2 separate regions of the Homo sapiens genome follow, and region 1 is linked to region 2. The links are chromatin loops, found by intact Hi-C in ENCODE. Cell type or tissue: spleen. All regions are shown on one strand. Links, peaks and the distances in the headings refer to the core of each region. The heading gives the core; the rest is flanking DNA.

Evidence for each region. Peaks named below come from ENCODE experiments on the same cell type or tissue, not always from the same donor. Only the 100,000 strongest peaks of a DNase experiment are listed, where the experiment ranks them.
Region 1: it touches region 2 in a loop (5-fold over the local background); 5 of 110 quality-filtered maps call a loop at or near these places.

What each region holds. Positions count from the first base shown.
Region 1 is chr9:24,998,816-25,009,337 of GRCh38, reverse strand. No RefSeq gene overlaps it. Among named protein-coding and RNA genes, the nearest start is that of IZUMO3, 460 kb to the right of the region's middle. In spleen, for the core only: no CTCF peak of the experiment used is centred there; a DNase peak (open chromatin) is centred at 5,422.
Region 2 is chr9:25,059,173-25,069,694 of GRCh38, reverse strand. No RefSeq gene overlaps it. Among named protein-coding and RNA genes, the nearest start is that of IZUMO3, 520 kb to the right of the region's middle. In spleen, for the core only: no CTCF peak of the experiment used is centred there; no DNase peak of the experiment used is centred there.

The DNA of each region.
Region 1 (10,522 bases), core at 966-8,965, 60 kb after region 2:
AGAGATTTTTTAATTATAATGCAGGTGCAATTGAGACTTCATCTGATTCCAGGGGAAATTCTTGTGGGCACCTGAGGAATGAATGCTTCCATTCTCAAGGAAAAAAAACTGAGGAATGACCACACATGGTAAGGACAGTTTACATGATACCCACCCTCTTAACAAATCTTAAGGTGTACAATACATTATTGTAGACTATATGTACAACATTGTATAGCAGATTTGTAGGGCATATTTATCTTGCTTAACAGAACTTTACACCCATTCATTGGTGACTATTTACTTTCTCCCAAATATCAGTCTCCCCATCATTGACCCTATAGCCAACATTCCACTCTTGATTCCACAAATTTGACATTTTAGATACCTTATATAAGCAGAATCATGCAATATTTGTCTTTCTGTTAAATGGCCCATTTCACTTAGTATAATGTCCTCAAGATTCATGTATTCTGTCACATATTGCAAAAATCCCTTCTTTTTTAAAAACTGAATAGTATTTGCTTGTATGTGTATCCCACATTTTATTCATTCATCTTTTGATGGACATTTAGGTTGTTTCCACATCATGGCTAGTGTGCATAATCCTGCAATGACATCAGAGTAATGTATCTCTTCAAGATCTGATTTCAATTCTTTCTTTTTAATTTAATTTATTTATTTATTATTTATTTATTTATTTATTTATTTTTGAGATAGAGTTTCACTCTTGTTGCCCAGGCTGGAGTGCAATGGTGCGATCTTGGCTAACCACAACCTGTGCCTCCCGGGTTCAAGCGATTCTTCTGCTTCAGCCTCACGAGTAGCTGGGACTACAGCCATGCGCCACCATGCCCAGCTAATTTTGTATTTTTAGTAGAGATGAGGTTTCTCTATGTTGGTCAGGCTGGTCTCGAACTGCTGACCTCAGGTGATTCGCTCGCTTCGGCCTCCCAAAGTGCTGGGATTACAGGCGTGAGCCACCACGCCCGACCCAATTCTTTTGGATATATACCTAACAGTAGGATTGCCACATCATATAGTAGTTCTATTTTTAACTTTTTGAGGAAGCACATTCTGTTTTCCATAGCAGCTACAGCATTTTGCATTCTCACCCAATACTATGCAAGAGTTTCAGTTTTTTCTGCATTCTCACTAATTCTTGTCTTTTATTTTTAAAAATAGGTATCCTGACAGGTGTGAAGTGATACCTCATTTAGATTTTGACTTGCATTTCCCTGATGATTACTGTTAAGCAGTTTTTCACATACAGGTTGGTCATTTGTATATCTTCTTTGGAGGAATATCAATTGAAGTCCGTAGCCCATTTTTAATTATATTAGTGTTCTTTTAAAAATACTGAGTTGTAGAAGTTATATACTTTGGAAATTAACCTCTTATTTATCAGATGTTTGGTTATCAAGTAATTTTGCAATTCTTCAGGTTATCTATTCACTTTGTTATATTCTTCGCTGTACAGATACTTTTAGTATGATATAGTCCCTTGTTTGTTTTTATTGTCTGTGCTTTTGTTATCATGTGCATAAAATCACTGCCAAGACCTATGTCATGAAGCATTTCCCTTATATTCTCTTGTAAATATTTTACAGTTTGGGGTTTTAGCATCTAAGTGTTTTCAGTCCATTTTGAGTGGATTTGTATATGAAGTAAGATGAGGCTCCAAGTTCATCCTTTTGTATATTGATATCTAATTTGCCTACATCATTTGTTGAACTCTTTCCCTATTGTATAATATTGATAACCTTACTGAAAATAACTTTACCATATGTATGTGGGTTTCCTTCTGGGCTTACTAATTTGTTTCACTGGTCCATATATCTGTCCGTATGTATTTTGGTTATTGTAGCTTTGTAAGATATTTTAAAATAAAAATGTAATACAGTCAGCTTTGTTATTCTTTATCAAGATTGATTTGGCTATTTGTGGTTTTTTGCAGTTCAATGTGAATTTTAGAATTGTTTTTTCTATTTCTGTAAAATTTTCCAGGAATGAGGTAAAAATGCTCACTCTCATCACTTCTAGTCCATATAGTACTGGAACGCCTAGTCAGAGCAATAGGGCAAGAGAAAGAAATACATAGCATCTAAATCAGAAAGTAAGAAATAAAATTATCCATTTTTGCGGATGACATGCTCATATATATAGAAACCACCCAAATACTGTTAGAACTAATAGATGAATTCAGTGAAGTTGCAGGATACAAAATTATCATACAGAAATCAGTTGCATTTCTTAATCAACAATGAACTATCTGAAAAGGAAATTTGAAAAACAACATCATTTCCAATAATACCAAAAAGAGTAAAATACCTAGGAATAAAATTAACTAAGGAGGTAAAAACTTGTGTACTGAAAGCTACAAAGTATTGATGGATTAAAGTGGAAACAAATAAATTGAAATGCATCCTGTGTTCATGGATTAAAAATTTTAATATTGTTGAAAAGACCATACTACTCAATGCAATCTATAGATTTAATGAAATCCCTATCAAAATCCCAAGGATTGTACACACCGTTAATGGAAGATATTTGCAGAGGAATCATAATGAAACCACAATGAAATGGTTATTAACTTTAACAGGCCTATTGTGTAAGGGAAGGTTTATGAAGAGGTGAATCTTCAGTTGGTTTTGAAGATAGGTGGTGTTAGTATAAACAAAAGCAGAAGTAGAAGGGCATTTAAGAAATCAGAGTATCTTTTCAAAGCTCTCCGAAGATATGCCATCACCAATTCCATTCCAAAGACTTAAAAATTCTAAACAAAGAGAATTCTGTCTCATTGTAATAGGCTTATACGTGGACAATGGATTGGAGAAAATTTATAGCTATATCTTGATAAATTAACCAAAAAAGGTTATTTCTACCTTACCTGAAAATCCCACATGATATTTTTATTTAATATTCAATTTGTAATTGTTCAATACTCTAATTTTATATAGGTAAATTCATATAATAACATGTCTGAAAATTTAGAATGTCAATGTATCTCTTCTCGAAAGAGAATGATGCTTTTGAATTTCACTTGGAACTTTATGTTAAGAATGCCATAAATTAATTCAGATTAAAATAGATATGCTAACATCACTTTTTAATATCCATGATTAGAATAATAGACATATAATATTGTAAAAAGAAAACATTTTAAAAATATATGTTCTAACATCTGAATCCTATGACAAACGATTTAAATTTATGTAGGCACTGTGCAAGTGTCATTTCATCTAATATTTCTTCAAACACTTCAATATTTTTCTCTGCTAGTCTTAAATTTATGTATTTTTGATGGTCTTCACTTTATGATAATGGCCTTACATTTCTTAACAAGCGTATTATAGAAAACTTTCCTTTGAGAAATTCATTTATTTTTCCCACTCTACGGAGCAGAAAGTTAGATCTTGGGCTCAGTGAATGGAGGCATAAGCAATAGTGCCTCACTAAAACAGTGAAGAACTTGTCCATTTACCCATCTATAGTCATTTATTTATTTTCTCACTTAAACAATGTGAGCACTCACTATATGCATGTCACCATGAAACTGAATAACTTAAGGACCTGCACAGGAGGGTGAAAACTTTGAAGCTGATTTTGTCCAGGTGACACTGTCTTTCTCCCTGAGAGTATGGAGTCCTTCTAGCCCATCTTACAGTCTTACTTTTCTTTCATTTCTGTTGACTTTATGCATAATCTTTAAACAATAAATCCCTGCATACAAAACAACCAGTCTTCATTTTTTTTTTGTTTTTTTCCCAATTTATCTTCCCACCTATTCATTATTCTATTTTTACCCTTCTGTTTGCTCTGCTAAGATTGTTGTAATGGTGGAGCAACTACTGTGTACCGTGAACATTCAATACAAGGAGTCCCTAGAGATCTTCATCTTAGATAATATATTTTCTTCATTGACAATCCAAGGCTCTGGAAGCCCTTATATAAAATATTTGTATTGTTTTATTTGTTCACCGACTCCCTGTGAAACTTTGAGACACTCCCTTTACTATCACCCTCTAAGGTTCTGTTTGAGTGTGTGTGTTTGTGTATCTGTGTGTGTATTTATTTATGGCTGATAATATTCACTTATTTTCTAGTTAATATAGACAAACAACTTATTAGACAACTTTACTTTTGAATCAGTTACCTTAACCCCCTCCCCAATCCCTTTTCCTTACTCCCTTATTTGCCATTTTAATCCACATCAAACTCACATTCATTGAACACCTTCTTGTCTTTAAATAATTTTGATCTTTATACATCACATGATCTTCTATTTCATTATAGGCAGACCTTAAATTTCAAGGACACTAATCTAAAATTGATGTACTAGAAATGAGTAAACAGCAAGACCAGCTAGTTAAGAAGCAATTACACTTGAAGTAAGTAAGAGGTAATGTAATGCTGGACTATTGCATTCGTATAGCTTTTAGTGAAGGGATTTTGCAGCGGATAGATTTGAGAGAGAAAGGCACTGAGAATGAACAGAGGGAAGATACAGAAGCTGGGCTGAAGGGGGAAGAAGCTGAAAATTCTGCACAGGATTACCATGCCCAAGGATTCCTTTCTGGCTCCCAACAGCTTCAGGGAAATGGGTTAGTTGAACTAGCAAGGAGCAACCTGCTCCAGCTACAAGTCTCTGGAACCCTGGCAGGAGGAGACCCCTCAACCACCACAGACAGAAAGAGCTGATTAGAGAAGTGGTAGGGGCAGTACTCCTGTAACTGTGGAGCCCAGAGGGTTCATTGAAGGACCGTCTGTAGTGAAGCATGGCCAAGGACACCCATGCCCCTAGGCTCAACTTGCTCCCATAGGAGACTTTAGTTTTAGGGGAACAGTGTGACCTGAACTCTGCAGGTGCTCTTGTCCATTGCACTGGGCCATTCGACCTAAACTCCCCTTGGCCTAATGAACTCTCCTGGGACTCCCTTGCAGTGCAGCCTCGGGTGCTCTGGGGGTCCACATCATAGTTCCTACACTCTAGCTTACCATGCCTGACTGGCAGAGAGCTCCAGCTTAACAGACCCCAGGGACAGGCACCAGTCTGCTTGCTTCGTTCCCCCACTGCAGCTTCCTTCCAGGCCCACAGCCACTGCTCACATCACTTTTGGGGTGGGTGTACCTGCAGATGGATATTGTTTTCCCTGCCTCACCAACGCCATGTAGGTGTGTACCCTGTCCTGCCACTGCTGCTGGAGTGAGTGCATTCCATCCCACCCCCAGCACACATCATAAAGCCATTGTAGTAGGAGCCTCGCCTGGCAAAGAGCCCACCAACCCCACCCCACCAGCGTCCAGCCCGAGCCAGCACTGCTTATGGAGTGAAAACTAGGCATGGAAAACAATGGACCTTCCCCTACACAGAGCAGAGGGCACACACAGACCTGTGCCCGCCAGCGCCCCACCCCCGTGCTAACACAACCACCAGAGTGACCACACACATAGTCACCAGCAGGGGGCTCTAGTCCCCTCCCCCGCCACCCTCTGCCTCAGCTGCAGCTGAGGCGCGTGCATATCCCTGTGCTGCTGCTGCCTTTGGTCTAGGAACCTCCGCACAGTGGATTCCTAACCTCAAAGAGCCAGAGAACAAGATCCCTCCGGTTACTAGTTCCACAGTGTTAGAGCACATAGTCTAGGAGTTGGGAGCTGAGCCTTGGCCCTCTAAAATCTTCCAGAAATAAAGCCAGTTAACTGAACCAACCTTATACCACAACCACAATCAAACCCTCGAGTTCATCAAGCAGAAAAGAAAAAAAAGAATCCTAAGGACACCAACTTCAACGATTGAAGAAACATCAGCCCACAAAGATGAAAAAGAACCAATGCAGGAACACTGACAACTCTAATAGCCAGCATGGCTTATTTCCTCCAAATTACTGTACTAGCTCTCCAGCAAGGGCTCTGAACCAGGCTGAGATGGCTGAAATGACAGAAATAGAATTCAAATCTGGATAGAAATGAAGATCATTAAAATGCAAGAGTATGTTGAAACTCAATCCAAGGAAGCTAAGAATCACAGTAAAATCATACAGGAGCTCACAGAAAAATTAGCTAGTATAGAAAATAACATAACAGACCTGATTAGAGCTGAAAGGCACACAAGAATTTCATAATGCAATCACAGGTATTACAGACAAAGCTGAGTAAAGAGTCTCAGAGCTTGAAGGCTGGTTTTTTAATATGAGACAGTCAGAAAAGAATCAAGAAAAAAAGAACAAAAGGGAAGAAACAAAACCTCTCAGGCATATTGTATTACGTAAAGAAACGAAATTTACAACTCAGTGGTGTCCCTGAAGGAGATGGGAAGAATGGAAGTAACTTGGAATATATATTTCACGATATCATCCATGAAAACTTCCCCAACCTAGCTAGAGAGGCCATCATTCAAATTTAGGAAATGCAGAGAACCACAGTAATATACTTCACAAGATCATCTCAAAGACATATAATTATCAGATTCTCCAAGGACAAAATGAAAGAAAGAAATGTTAAAGGCAGCTAGAGAGAAAGGTTAGGTCACTTACAAAGGGAAGCCTATCAGACTAACAACAGACCTCTCAGCAGAAACCTTACAAGCCAGAATAAATTGGGGGCCAATATTCAACATTCGACGTTATTAAAGAAAAAATTCCAACCAAGAATTTCATATCTGGTTAGACTAAGCTTCATAAGTGAAGGATAAATAAGATCCTTTTCAGACAAGTAAATGCTGAGGGAATTCATTACAAACAGACCCACCATACAAGAGCTCCTGAAGAAAACCCTAAACATGGAAAGAAAAGACCATTACCAGCCACTACAAAAACACACCTAAGGACACAGATCAGTGACACTATAAAGAAACCATACAAACAAGCTAACATCATGGTGACAGGATCAAATCCACACATATCATACTAACCTTGAATGGAAATGGGCTAAATGCCCCAATTAAAAAGTATAGAGTGGCAATCTGGATAAAGAACCAAGACGCATTGGTATGCTGTCTTCAAAGACACATCTAGCATACAATGACACACGTAGGTTCAAAATATAGGGATGGAGAACACTCTACCAAGCAAGTGGAGAGCAGAAAAAAGCAGGAGATGTAATCCTAATTTCAGACAAAATAGATTTTAAACCAAAAAAAGATCAGAAAAGAGAAAGAAGGGCATGACATATTGGAAAAAGCTTCAATTCAACAAGAAGACGTAACTATCCTAAATATATATGCACCCCACACAGGAGCACCCAGATTCATAAATCAAGTTATTAGAGACCTTCAAAGAGACTTAGACTCCCATGCATTAATAGTGGGAGACCTCCACATTTCACTCATAGTATTGGGCAGATCACTGAGGCAGAAAATTAACAAAGGTATTCAGGAAGTTCATTTCATGTCATTCCCATGAATCTGAAAACAAGCTCATTATTAGTTGTGAATCTTGAAAAGTAGCATGTATATCCTTATGCATTAGTGTAGAAGTTCTTCTACTTAACAAGAATTTATCAAAATAATGTTGAAACTTTTTTCTGAAATCAATGTAAATATTGTTAAATAAAATATAAATGACGAGAACACATTTCATAAGATATTTCCTACATATTTGCAGATACAAGCAGAAGTCGTTCATTATAATCAAAAGAAGTATAAATTGCTGTAATATGAGTAATATTGGTTACTGGTAGACCATCACTATCTGAAATATTTAATATTGTGTACCTGGTCAAAACAGAGTATATTCTACTATAATAATAGAAATCAGTGTTTTCCATAAATCCAGTCAAGGAAACATGCTTTCTGTACAAGTCTAATCAAGGCATATTATTAGAAATCATAACTTAAATGCATTCACATTCAATTTCCTAAATTAAGTGCAGATTAGTATCTTTAAGATTTTGGTTTCATACATGTGCGTTCAAGCAACCCTAGATGAACAAAACCAAACAAAACACAGAATTAAACCTTAAAACTGTTCCTGGATCTTGCCTCCTGGAAAGGAACTATAAATCCTATTTTCCAATATATTTTCTTCCTTTCTGGACTCTAGAATTCTTAATTGATTTAGTGTCTCCTACTAATCTTGCTCTACCGTGTTCCTGGGGTCTGTTACCATGGGCTAAATTGTTATTAATCACCATGTTTAATTTCTACCCAGCTTCACACTGTAAAGGCTACTTGAGAGCATTGTCCTTTTTTTCTAAAGAAATGGTTTGCCACATGAAAGATTAGTGATAGAAACTATGATAAAGGAAAAATGTTAAATGTGTTAATGTTCTGCCGGAACAGTTGACCCTCAAGCAACATGGATTTGAACTGTGCAGGTCCACTAATATGGGTATTTTCTTCTGCCTGTGACACCGCTGAGACCACAAGGCTACCCCTCCTGTTCCTCCTCATTCTCAGCCTAGTCAAGGTGAAGATAACAAGGATGAAGACCTTTATGATGATCCACTCTGCTTAATGAATAGTAAATATATGATTTTTTCTCACAATTTTTTAAAGAACATTTTCTTTTCCCTATTTCTTTTCTCTCTTACTTTATTGTAAGAATACATTATATAATACATGCAAGATATAAAATATGTGTTATTTATGTTATCAGTAAGCCTTCCGATCAAGTAGGCTATTAGCAGTTAAATTTTTGGGGAGTCAAAAGATGTACACAGATTTTCTACTGTGCAAGGGTAAGTGTCCCTAACCCCAGTATTGTGCAAGGATTGACTGTATTATTCCAAAGAGATCTATTTAATTTCTAGCTGAATCAATTTGTAGTCATTACAAAACATTTTACTACACCCCAGGTGACGCCTCCCTTGAGATCATTCACCCTCTTTTCTATTTGCAAAGTTACTATGTATTTACTCAACACACGTTTTCTACCTGTGTCTGATTTATACTCAGCACTAGAACAAAATTGGAAGAGCAGAAATAAAAAATAAGAAGCAATTCGAGCCCTCATGAGGAATATAATGTATATTCATTATATATATCTTATACACACAATAATGAATGTTCACAAAAGTCACAAAATTAACTACCACAACAAATAGAAATTACAGCCTTCATGGTCCATCTTTAATTTTTCAACATTTAGTAATGCATGGGTCCAAAATATACTTTATTTTCTTCTAAGTTCTCCAATAGAGCACAACAGTGGAAATATGATAAGTAGGAACTGACCAAAGTGCTTTGATATCGAGAACACAATAAGAAATCAGAAAGATTTGGATATAATACCATGTAGCAATAAAAGCTAAGTCTTGATAATCTGTCTAATGTTTTAAGGGAAGTCAGATATCACTATTTTTTTAAATAAATGCCACTGACTTTTAGATGTTGGTAACTAATTATTTTTAGTTCTTTTTTAAATTCTATGTTTTTAAAGCACAGATTGTGCCATACTTTGCCAAATCTACAAATGAGGTCTCCTTGGTGGACAGGAGGCCTCTTTGTTAATAACAAAAGTAAATTTTGACAGCCAGATGAAATTTGCTATCCTTCTGGTGTCTATGTGACATGTGAGTCCCATTTCTCATACCAAAAAGGAAAAACATTGCCAAACCTTCTTTGATTTATGCAGAGAATATTTTCTTATATGGAGAATGAGGGCTGATGGGTAAAATCGTCTCAATCTCTTTCATAAACTTCAAAAAAACATATCCAGAGTTTTGGAGCTAAGTCTGCCCTAATTGAAATGGCAAATTTTCTTTAAGAACCAGAACACTTACAATATCTATTCTCATCCATGTCCCCTCAACTATTTCTTTAATTGCTATTTGCAGACACATTCTGCTACTCTTTCACAACTTCTAGACTGTCTGTCTTTCCTGCCCAGAAGGCCTTCTAATCTATCTGAAATATCTAAGATGACAACTTTTGAGACTAGTACCTGCTCTTGTCCGCCCAAATACAGCAGGCATCAATGGGGTTAAAAAGTAAAGCTCTTTTACTATAATTTGTATGCAATTAAAAGCATTTAAAATTAACATTGGGAATAACAGTTTTATTACATTTAGAAATACTTCCTAAACATATTCGGGCAAAAAAATGTCCCTCACTTCCCTAAAGGCCTGAAACGAAGCAAAAGGCATTTTCACAAGGTGTTCACATGCAGAAGGCACGTGGTTTTCGGCATCAGCTGGTGTGTGCACATTCATCAAGAGTCACACTTCCAACAGCACCTGCTATGCTCAGATTTCTACAACAGCAATTAACGGCAGAAATGGTAGAATGGTAAGGACAAGCTTATTGTTACCCTAAAATTATTACATATTGCCATATGTTATTTGTATTTGTTAACTATTTAATCAACATCTTATAGTTTGCCTTTTTAAAGTATAGGTTAAGTTGTTTGTTGAAGTAAGGCACTGATTTTCAGTCTACACTGTGTTAATGATCAATTTTTATATTAATGCATGCTAATAAATGTGCAATGTTGTGAAACTTAAAAAAATACATACGTAAGTGCCAGCACCTAGCACAGTATTGTGTACATAATATATGCTCAGTTAAGTTTTCTAAATTCAATTTTAAGTCTCGGTGATAATCCCT
Region 2 (10,522 bases), core at 836-8,835:
TACTATATTTATATAAATATAGTATATATTATATAATATATAATATAATATATAATATATTATATTTATATAAATATATATTTATATTAATATATTATATATTTATACAAAGATAGTATATTTTTATAAATATATATTTATATTAATATATTATATATTTATATAAATATCTTTATATCACATATGTTATATATATAGATATATAAATATATATTTATATTTTTATAAATATATGGATATATAATATATAAAAATATATAAATATATGGATATATAAAATATATGGATAAATGGATAAATATATGGATATATAAAAATATATATGGAGAGTATATACATATATATGAATTATATACATATATATATGAATATAAAACTGTTAATACCTTTCAGGAACACCCTCACAGAAACATAAAGAAATAGTGTGCTTTACTAGATAGCTGGGAATTCCTTGGCCTAGCCAAGTTGACACAACAAATAATCATCACAAGTCTTTACTGTGCTCAAATTTCAATGTGTGTGGCAGAGTTATCCATGAAGAAACTAAACGTGCCACACATCTACCTGGACACATATGTTGTATTCCCTACTGACTGAAGTATTAACCACAAATACATCACCTTGTCATATTGAAAAATATGCCATCAGAATTAGTCATAGTTAATAACTGAAAATGAGAACTGTGTTCACATCCCAGTTTTGTCACTTACTAGGTATAAATTTATTCAATCTTTCAATTCTGTTTTTTAATTTTAATTGGTCACCTATCCCGTAAAATTAAAGGTATAATGCAAATGAAAAGGATAACCTGGTTATAGGCAATTAAAATATACATAAATAAGTTAGAATTTCTATGACTTTGTTACTATATCACACATTAGGGGATTATTAGATTTTCACTAGATTTGGAAGTAAATGTTTGATTTAAAATAGAGTCTACATTCTGGGTTTTAAGTTTACTGAAGGCTTTGGGGAACACTCAAAGTAAATAATTATTCGGAACAACTGAAACTGGATAAAATAAAATGCCCATGACACGGTTGATGGATAGAAACATGCTATCTGGTACAATGTTTTGGATGGAGAACAAACCGAAGCAAACCAAAACAATGCAAAGAAGACTCTGACCTTCAGAAACTGATTCATAATAGTTACCTTTTACATGGAGAACTATACATAGATGCCCTGGGATGAAGAGGAGCAGTTCTCCCTTACAATTTTAGGCCAGCTAATGCCCAACCAGTGTTAGAAATGTGCTGTTTGATACTGTAAACTTTGGTCTCTGGGGACAGCCTGCCTAAGATGGCATCCTGACTGCGCACCTTACTAACTATGCAATCTTGGGCCTTTCTGTTTCTTCATCTGTAAGTGGAAATAATAATATCTCCCATTTCATAGAGACGTAAAAATTAAGTTAGCTTGTTTATGCAGGATCCTTTTAAAGGCAGGCGGATCACGAGGTCAGGAAATCGAGACCATCCTGGCTAACACGGTGAAACCCCGTCTCTATTAAAAATATAAAAAATTAGCCAGGCGTGGTGGCGGGCGCCTGTAGTCCCAGCTACTCGGGAGGCTGAGGCAGGAGAATGGCGTGAACCCGGCAGGCGGAGCTTGCAGTGAGCCAAGATCGCACCACTGCACTCCAGCCTGGGCAACAGAGCGAGACTCCGTCTCAAAAAAAAAAAAAAAAATAGATATACAATATGTGTCAGCAGTTTTTATACCTATTTCATAATTTTACTTAAGTTATTTCTCTTTCACTCCACATTATCTCATCATCATAACAGCAGTATCTATATCATGACTATGTATGTTTCCCTTATAATATCAGGACGTTCTGGTCTTCCTTCTGCTAGAAATCTATCATCCATGTCTTCAATTGGGGAAGAAAAGTATTATTTAGTACTCAGATCATGCTAGAAAAGTCTCTTTTATAAAAAAGATTTATATAGAACCCTGGAAAAGAGTTGATGCTTGTCATTAGTGTTTCCTCAAAAGTTTATTCACAAAAAGATAAAGTTTGTAATGGGGCTTAGCGAGGGCTGATGGGGCATGGAATAGCCTTAATGGGAATAGGTGAGACCTACATGACAAGAAAAAAATTTTACTAAAACAACTAGAGGTAAACTGGTAATGAAGGATCTGACTAGAGTTCCTTTTCCTTGTGTTTTCTTATCATGGTAGTAAAGTAATGAAAAACTTCAGAAAATAAATTATCTGGTGCAAAAGTTACCTACAGGAATAGTGGTATTTTGGAGACGTATCTTGCATTGACTGTTATGTAAATATATACCATTGTTTCTAATTTCTCCTAACACCATACTAAAAGGAGAAAAATTATTGTGCTAGTACACAACAGTAATTAAAAGCACAAGCACTGAAGATAAATTTTTGGATTCTATCATTGGCTTTGCCATCTACTAGCTATGTAGTCTTTGGCAATTTGCTTAATTTCTTAGGTCATGTAAAAGGAGCTCAATAATTATTAGCTAGTCTTATAAAGTTGGGGTTATGTGAAATGTAACAGTAAAAATAGAATAAAGTTATAGGTAAAAGGAGCATACAAAATACACTTAATATGATCCTCATATTTGGGAAGGTAGACAAATTTATTCTTGGTGATCTGGTAGTCAACTCTAGACACTCTATATCTCATTCTCCTTTAGACTTATAGCTTTATAATGTGTCAAATAGAATAAAAGATAATTGCTAAGTATCATTAAGTACAAGATCAACACCTGAATATGAAGCATGCTTTTCAATACCAGCATCAGAGAGTTAGGAAATGTAATGTAAAATAATGACGTTTGCAATAGTACATGAGATACAAAGAACCTAAGCAAAAATCTAACAAAGTAAGTGAAGATAATAAAACCTTATTGAAGGATTTTAATACTTCATAGTCAGAGAAATATATCTGTCTATGGTTAGAAAGCCTCTTTGCCCTAAATATGCTAACTTTTTAAAAAAATAACCTGTTGGCCTGGTGTGGTGGCTCACGCCTGTAATCCCAGCACTTTGGGAGGCTGAGGCAGGCAGATCACAAGGTCAAGAGATCGAGACCATCCTGGCCAACACGGTTGAAACCCCGTCTCTACTAAAAATACAAAAATTAGCTGGGCATGGGGGCGCGTGAACTGTAGTCCCAGCTACTCAGGAGGCTGAGGCAGGAGAATCACTTGAACCTAGGAGGTGGAGGTTGCAGTGAGCCGAGATTGTGCCACTGCACTCCAGCCTGGCAACAGAATGAGACTCTGTCTCAAAAAAAAAAAAAAAATTAACCTATAAATTCCATATAATCCCAATATTTAATTTCATAGAAATCAATAACTTGATGACAACTTTATAAGCAGATTAGTAAAGGTTATTTTGTAGTAAAAGAAGATCAGGAATTTACCCTTCCAGATACCGAAACATAATAAAAAGCTAGTGGCAGTGAAGCAGAGGTATACAAATTAAACGAGGAAACAGGATATAGATTCTTCCAATAAACTGACTCATACATGAAAATTTCATGGGTATGGATTTTTATGGCACATCACCAGAGAAAGAATGAAATACTAAGGAAAAGGCATAGAAAATTATGTAAGAAAGTTTGAGAAAAATTATGAAAGGATGGTGATATGGGTTTGTCCTTGTGTCTCACCCAAATCTCATGTGGATTTGCAATCCCTGGTGTTGGAGGAGAGGTCTGATGGGAAGTGATTGAATCAAGGGGGTGGTTTCTATTGGTTTAGCAACATATCCCTAGTGCCTTCTCATGATAAAGTCATCACAAGAGATCTGATTGTTTGAAAATGTATAGCACTTCCTCCTTCACTCTCTCTCTTTTGCTCGTTCTCTCTCTCTCTCCTGCTGCCCTTTTGAAGATTTGCCTGCTTTCTCTTCACCTTCTGCCATGATTGTAAGTCTCCTGAGGCCTCCGAGAAGCAGAAGCCTGTACAATCTGCAGAACTGATTAAATTTCTCTCTTCATTTTTTTTTTTTTTTTTTGCTAATAAATTACCCAGGCTCTTGTAAGTCTTTAAAGCAGTGTGAGAATGCTATAATACAGATAGTACTCACAGACTGGAAGAATTCAGATTGTAAAGATATCAACTCTCCCCGAATTTATTTACAGATTTCCTATTCAATCGAATTCCTATCAACATACGAGCAACATTTTAAAGACATAGATACACTTATTATTGAATGTATAGGGAAAGGCACAAGCCCAAGAATAACTGACAATCCCTTTAAAAAAAAAAAAAGAGAGAGAACAAAGTGAGAAGAATCACTATACTTAACAATAAAGCTTTTTATCTAACTATAGTAATCAAAACTATCTGCCATTGGCAAGGAATAGACAAAAAAATAAACAGAACTGAATAGAGAACCCAAAAATAACTGCACACAAGTACAGTTAACTGATTCTTGACAGAGTGCAAAGCAATTTAATGAAAGAAGGACAGTCTTTTCAGAAAACGGTGCTGGAACAACTGGATATCCATAGGCAAAAAAAAAAAAAAAAAAAAATTGAACCTCAGCGTAAACCTCATACCTTCTATATTAATTAACTCAAAATGGATCATAAATTTCTATATAAATCATAAGACACTAAGACATAGAAGTAAGCTTAGGGAGCTAAGGCTCAGTCAAGAATTCTTACACATTGCACCAAATCATGGACTATAAAATAATTTTTAAAAATAATGAATTCAGCTTTATCAAAATTAATAACTTTGCTCTGTTAAATGACCTGTAAATAAAGGGTTAAAAAACAACCTACAGAATAGGAAGAAATACTTGCAAATCACATATCTGACAAAGGACTTGCATTTACAAAATATAAAGAACTCTCAAAACTCAACAGTAAATATATAATGTATATTTTTTATGTAATATACACATATATATTTTATTTATCTATCTATATGGCAAAATATATAGAGAGACATTTTATTGAGGTAGATATAAAGATGAGAAGCATATAAAAAATGTTCAAATCGATAGCCCTCAGAAAAATGCAAATTAAGATTATGATGTAATATCTCCACAAAATTAGCAGAACATCTAAAAAGGAAATAGAAAAAAATATTAAAGTCTGTCAAAGATGTGGAGAAACTGAGTCTGGTGCACTGCCAGTAGGAATGTGAAGTGGTGCAGTCACTCTGGAAATACAAAGAATGTAGGCATAAACCTAAGAAAGTAGATGAAATACTTAGGAATACAAGTAACTATGGAGGTGAAAGATCTCTACAAGGAGAACTACAAAACACTACTCAAGAAAATCAGAGATGACACAAACAAATGGAAAACATTCCATACTCATGGATAGGAAAAATCAGTATTGTTAAAATGGCCATACTGCCCAAAGCAATTTAGAGATTCAATGCTATGCCTATAAAACTACCACTGACATTCTTAACAGAACTACAAAAAACTATTTTAAAATTCATACAGAACAGAAAGGGAGCCCAAATAGCCAAGGCAATCTTAAGCAAAAAGAACAAAGCTGGAGGCATCAAGCTACCCAACTTCAAACTATGCTACAGGGCTACAGTAACCAAACAGCATGGTTCTGGTAATAAATAAATAAATAAATAAATAAATAAATAAATAAATAAAATTAAAAACAATAATCAGGGACATGGACCAGTGAAACACAATAGAGAACCCAGAAATAAGATCACACAACTACAGCTATCTGAACTTTGACAAACCTGAAAAAAAAACAAGCAATGGGGAAAGGATCTTCTATTCAATAAATGGTGCTGGGATAGCTGGCTAGCCATATGCAGGAGATTAAAAATGGACCCGTTCCTTACACCATATAGAAAAATTAACTCAAGATAGACTGAGACTTAAATGTAAAATCAAAAACTATTAAAACCCTGAAAGACAACATAGGCTAGGCAATACCATTCTGGACATAGGTGTGGGCAAAGATTTCATGATGAAGATGCCAAAAGCAATCGCAACAAAAGCAAAAATTGACAAATGGGATCTAATCAAACTAAAGAGATTCTGCACAGCAAAATAAATTATCAACAGAGTACACAGACAACTTACACAATGGGAGAAAATTTCTGCATTATACAGTTCTAATATCCAGAATCTATAAGGAACTTAAACAAATTTGCAAGAAAAAATAACCCCATAAAAAAAAAGTGGGCCAAGGACATGAACAGACACTTTTCAAAAGAAGACATACATGCAGCCAACAATCACATATATAAAAAAGAAACCTCAACATCACTGATTATTAGAGAAATTCAAATCAAAACCACAATGAGATACCATCTCACACTGGTCAGAATGGCTATTATTAAAAAGTCAAAAAATAGCAGATGCCCGTTAGGTTGCAGAGGAAAAGGGATGCTAATACACTGTTGGTGGGAGTATAAATTAGTTCAATATCCATTGTGGAACACAGTGTAGCAATTCCTCAAAGAACTAAAGACAGAAATATCTTTCAACAGCAATCCCATTACTGGGTATATACCCAAAGGAATATAAAGCAATCATTCTATTATAAAGATACATGCACATGTATGTTCATTGTAGCACTAGTCACAATAGCAAAGACATCGAATCAACCTAAATGCCCATCAATGACAGACTGGATAAATAAAATATGGTATATATACACCACGGAGTACTATGCAGCTATACAAAAGAATAATACTATGTCCTTTGCAGGGACATGGATGGAGCTGGAGGTCATTATCCTTAGCAAACTAATGCAGGAGCATGAAACCAAATACTGCAGGTTCTCACTTATAAGTGGGAGCTAACCGATGAGATCCCATGGACATGTAGAAGAGATGGACACATAGAGGAGAACAACACAAACTGGGGCCTATCAGAGGGTGAGAGGAGGGAGAAGATCAGGAAAAATAACTAATTGGTGCTAGGCTTAATACCTGGGTGATGAAAGAACCTGGACAACAAACCCACATGACACAAATTTACCTATGTAACAAATCTGCTCATGCACCCCTGAAGTTAAAATGAAGGGTTTTGTAAAAGAAAAATTACTAGACATATGCCTGCTATAGGACCCAGTAATCAGTCACACTCCCTAGCACTTATAGAAATAAAAACATATTTTCAACATAAACTTCTACATGATCATTCACAGTTTTATTTCTAATGATCAAAAATACTGGAAACAGTCAAATTGCCCTAGAATTGGTGATGGTTAAACAAATTGCTACATTCATAGCCAGATACATATCTCAGCAATAAAAAGGAACAAATTATTGATAGATGCAACAAAGTCGATGGATTTATGTTGAGTGAGGAAAAACACAATTGGAGTCATCTCACATACCATAAGATTCTGTCTATATGGCATTCTCAATATGGCACAACTATACACATAGAGAACAAATTAGTGGTTTCCTGGAGTTAAGATGGTAGGGGAAAGGAAGTGGGTGTGAATATGAAGGTGCAGCATGAGGGAGATTTGGTGTAAAAAAATATTCCTGTATCTTGATTTTATTGGTGGTTCCATGAATTTACACATGTGATAAAATAACAGAATATTCACATGCAGTGTACTATTGCTGATTTCCAGCTGTTGTTCTTGTATTGTTGTTGTGTAATAAGTGACCCATGGAGGAAACTGGGTGAAGTAGGGGAAAGGTACTGGGGACTTCTCGGTACTATCTTTGCAACTTTCTATGAATTTATAATTATTTCAAAATAAATAGTTTAAAAATTAAATGAAAATCAGGAAGAATGTGATTTCAGGGCAGAAAACCCTTTTTAAAGAGAAACAAATAGCACAAACTATAAAGGGAAGGATTGAGCAATAATTCTAAACTAAAACAATTTCGGTTAATGAAAATATAAGAAAGTAAAAAGCCAATCTATACATTGAGAAGATACAGTTTTAAAAATAATCCCATGTATGGCTCCCAGGCAAAATGACTGAATAGGAACAGCTCCATTCTGTGGCTCCCAGTGAGACCAACACAGAAGGCTGGTTATTTCTGCATTTCCAACTGAGGTACCTGGTTTATCTCACTGGGACTGGTTAGACAGTGGGTGCAGCCCAGGAGGGCGAGCTGAAGCAGGGTGGGCTGTCGCCTCCCCTGGGAAGTGCAAGGGGTGGGGGAACTCCCTCCCCTAGCCAAGGGAAGCCTTGAGGGACTCTGCCGGGAGAGACGGTGCTATCGGGCCCAGATACTACGCTTTTCCCATGGTCTTCGCAACCCACAGACCAGGAGATTTCCCCTCGTCCCTACACCACAAGGGCCCTAGGTTTCAAGCACAAAATTGGGCAGGTGTTTGGGCAGACAGCAAGCAAGCTGCAGGAGTTTTTTGTTTGTTTGTTTGTTTGTTTGTTTGGCACCCCAGTGATGCCTGGAACGTCAGTGAGACAGAACCGTTCACTCCCCTGGAAAGGGGGCTGAAGCCAGGGAGCCAAGTGGTCTTATTCAGCGGATCCCACCCCCAAGGAGCCCAGCAAGCTAAGATCCACTGGCTTGAAATTCTTGCTGCCAGCACAGCAGTCTGAAGTTGACCTGGGACACTCAAGCTTGGCGGAGGGAGGGGTGTCCACCATTACGAGGCTTGAGTAGGCGGTTTTCCCCTCACAGCGTATGCAAAGCCACCTGGAAGTTCTGACTGGGTAGAGCCCACCTCAGTGCCACAGAGCCACTGTAGCCAGACTGCCTCTCTAGATTCCTCCTCTCTGGGCAAGCCATCTCTGAAAGAAAGGCAGCAGCCCCAGTCAGAGGCTTATAGATAAAACTCTCATCTCCCTGTGACAGAGCACCTGGGTGAAAGGGTGGCTGTGGGTGCAGCTTCAACAGATTTAAAGGTTTCTGCCTGCTGGCTCTGAACGGAGCAGCAGATCTCTGAGCACAGCGCTCAAGCTCAGATAAGGGACAGACTGCCTTCTTAAGTGGGTCACTGACCCCCATGCCTCCTGATGGGAAGACACCTCCCAACAGGGGTTGACAGACACTTCATACTGGAGATCTCCGGCTGGCTTCTGGCAGGTGCCCCTCTGTGATGAGTTTCCAAAGGAAGGAGCAGGCAGCAATCTTTGCTGTTCTGCAGCCTCTGCTGGTGATACCCAGGCCAACAGGGTCTAGAGTAAAGAAAATTTCAGGCCAATATCCCCGATGAACATCAATGCAAAAATCCTCAATGAAATACTGGCAAACTGAATCCAGCAGCACATTAAAAAGCTTACCCACCACAATCAAGTCGGCTTCATCCCTGGGATGCAAGGCTGTTTCAACATACATAAATCAATAAACATAATCCATCACATAAACAGAACCAATGACAAAAACCACATGATTTTCTCAACAGATGCAGAAAAGGCCTTCGATAAAATTCAACAACGCTTCATGCTAAAAACACTCAATAAACTAGGTATTGATGGAACATATAAAAAAAGTTATTTATGACAAACCCACAGCTAATATCATACTGAATGGGCAAAAGCTGGAAGCATTCCCTTTGAAAACTGGCATAAGAAAAGGATGCCAACTCTCACCACTCCTATTCAACATAGTATTGGAAGTCCTGGCCAAGGCAATCAGGCAAGAGAAAAAAATAAAGGGTATTTAGGAAGCGAGGAAGTCAAATTATCTCTGTCTGCAGACGACATGATTGTATATATAGAAAACCCCATTGTTTCAGCCCCAAAACTCTTTAAGGTGATAAGCAATTTCAGCAAAGTCTCAGGATACAAAATTAATGTGCAAAAATCACAAGCATTCCTATACACCAATAATAGACAAACAGAGAGCCAAATCATGAGTGAACTTCCATTCACAATTGCTACAAAGGGAATAAAATACCAAGGAATACAACTTAAAGGGATGTGAAGAACTTCTTCAAGGAGAAATACAAACCACTGCTCAAGGAAATAAGAGAGGACACAAACAAATGAAAAAACATTCCATGCTCATGAATGGGAAGAATAATTATCATGAAAATGGCAATACTGCCCAAAGTAATTTATAAGTTCAATGCAATCCCCATCAAGCTACCATTGGCTTTTTTCACAGAATTAGAAAAAAGCTACTGTAAATTTCATATGGAACCAAAAAAGAGCCCATATAGCCAAGACAATCCTAAGCAAAAGGAACAAAGCTGGAGGCATCATGCTACATGACTTCAAACTATAGTACAAGGCTACAGTAACCAAAACAGCATGATAGTGGTACCAAAACAGGTATATAGGCCAATGGAACAGAACAGAGGCCTCAGAAATAACACCACACATCTACAACCATCTGATCTTTGACAAACCTGACAAAAACAATTAATGGGGAAAGGATTCCCTAGTTAATAAATGGTGCTGGGAAAACTGGCTAGACATATGCAGAAAACCGAAACTGGACCCATTCCTTATACCTTATACAAAAATTAACTCTAGATGGATTAAAAATTTAGGCATAAGACCTAAAACCATAAAAACTCTAGAAGAAAACCTAGGCAATACCATTCAGGACATAGGCATGGGCAAAGACTTCATGACTAAAACACCAAAAGCAATTGCAACAAAAGCCAG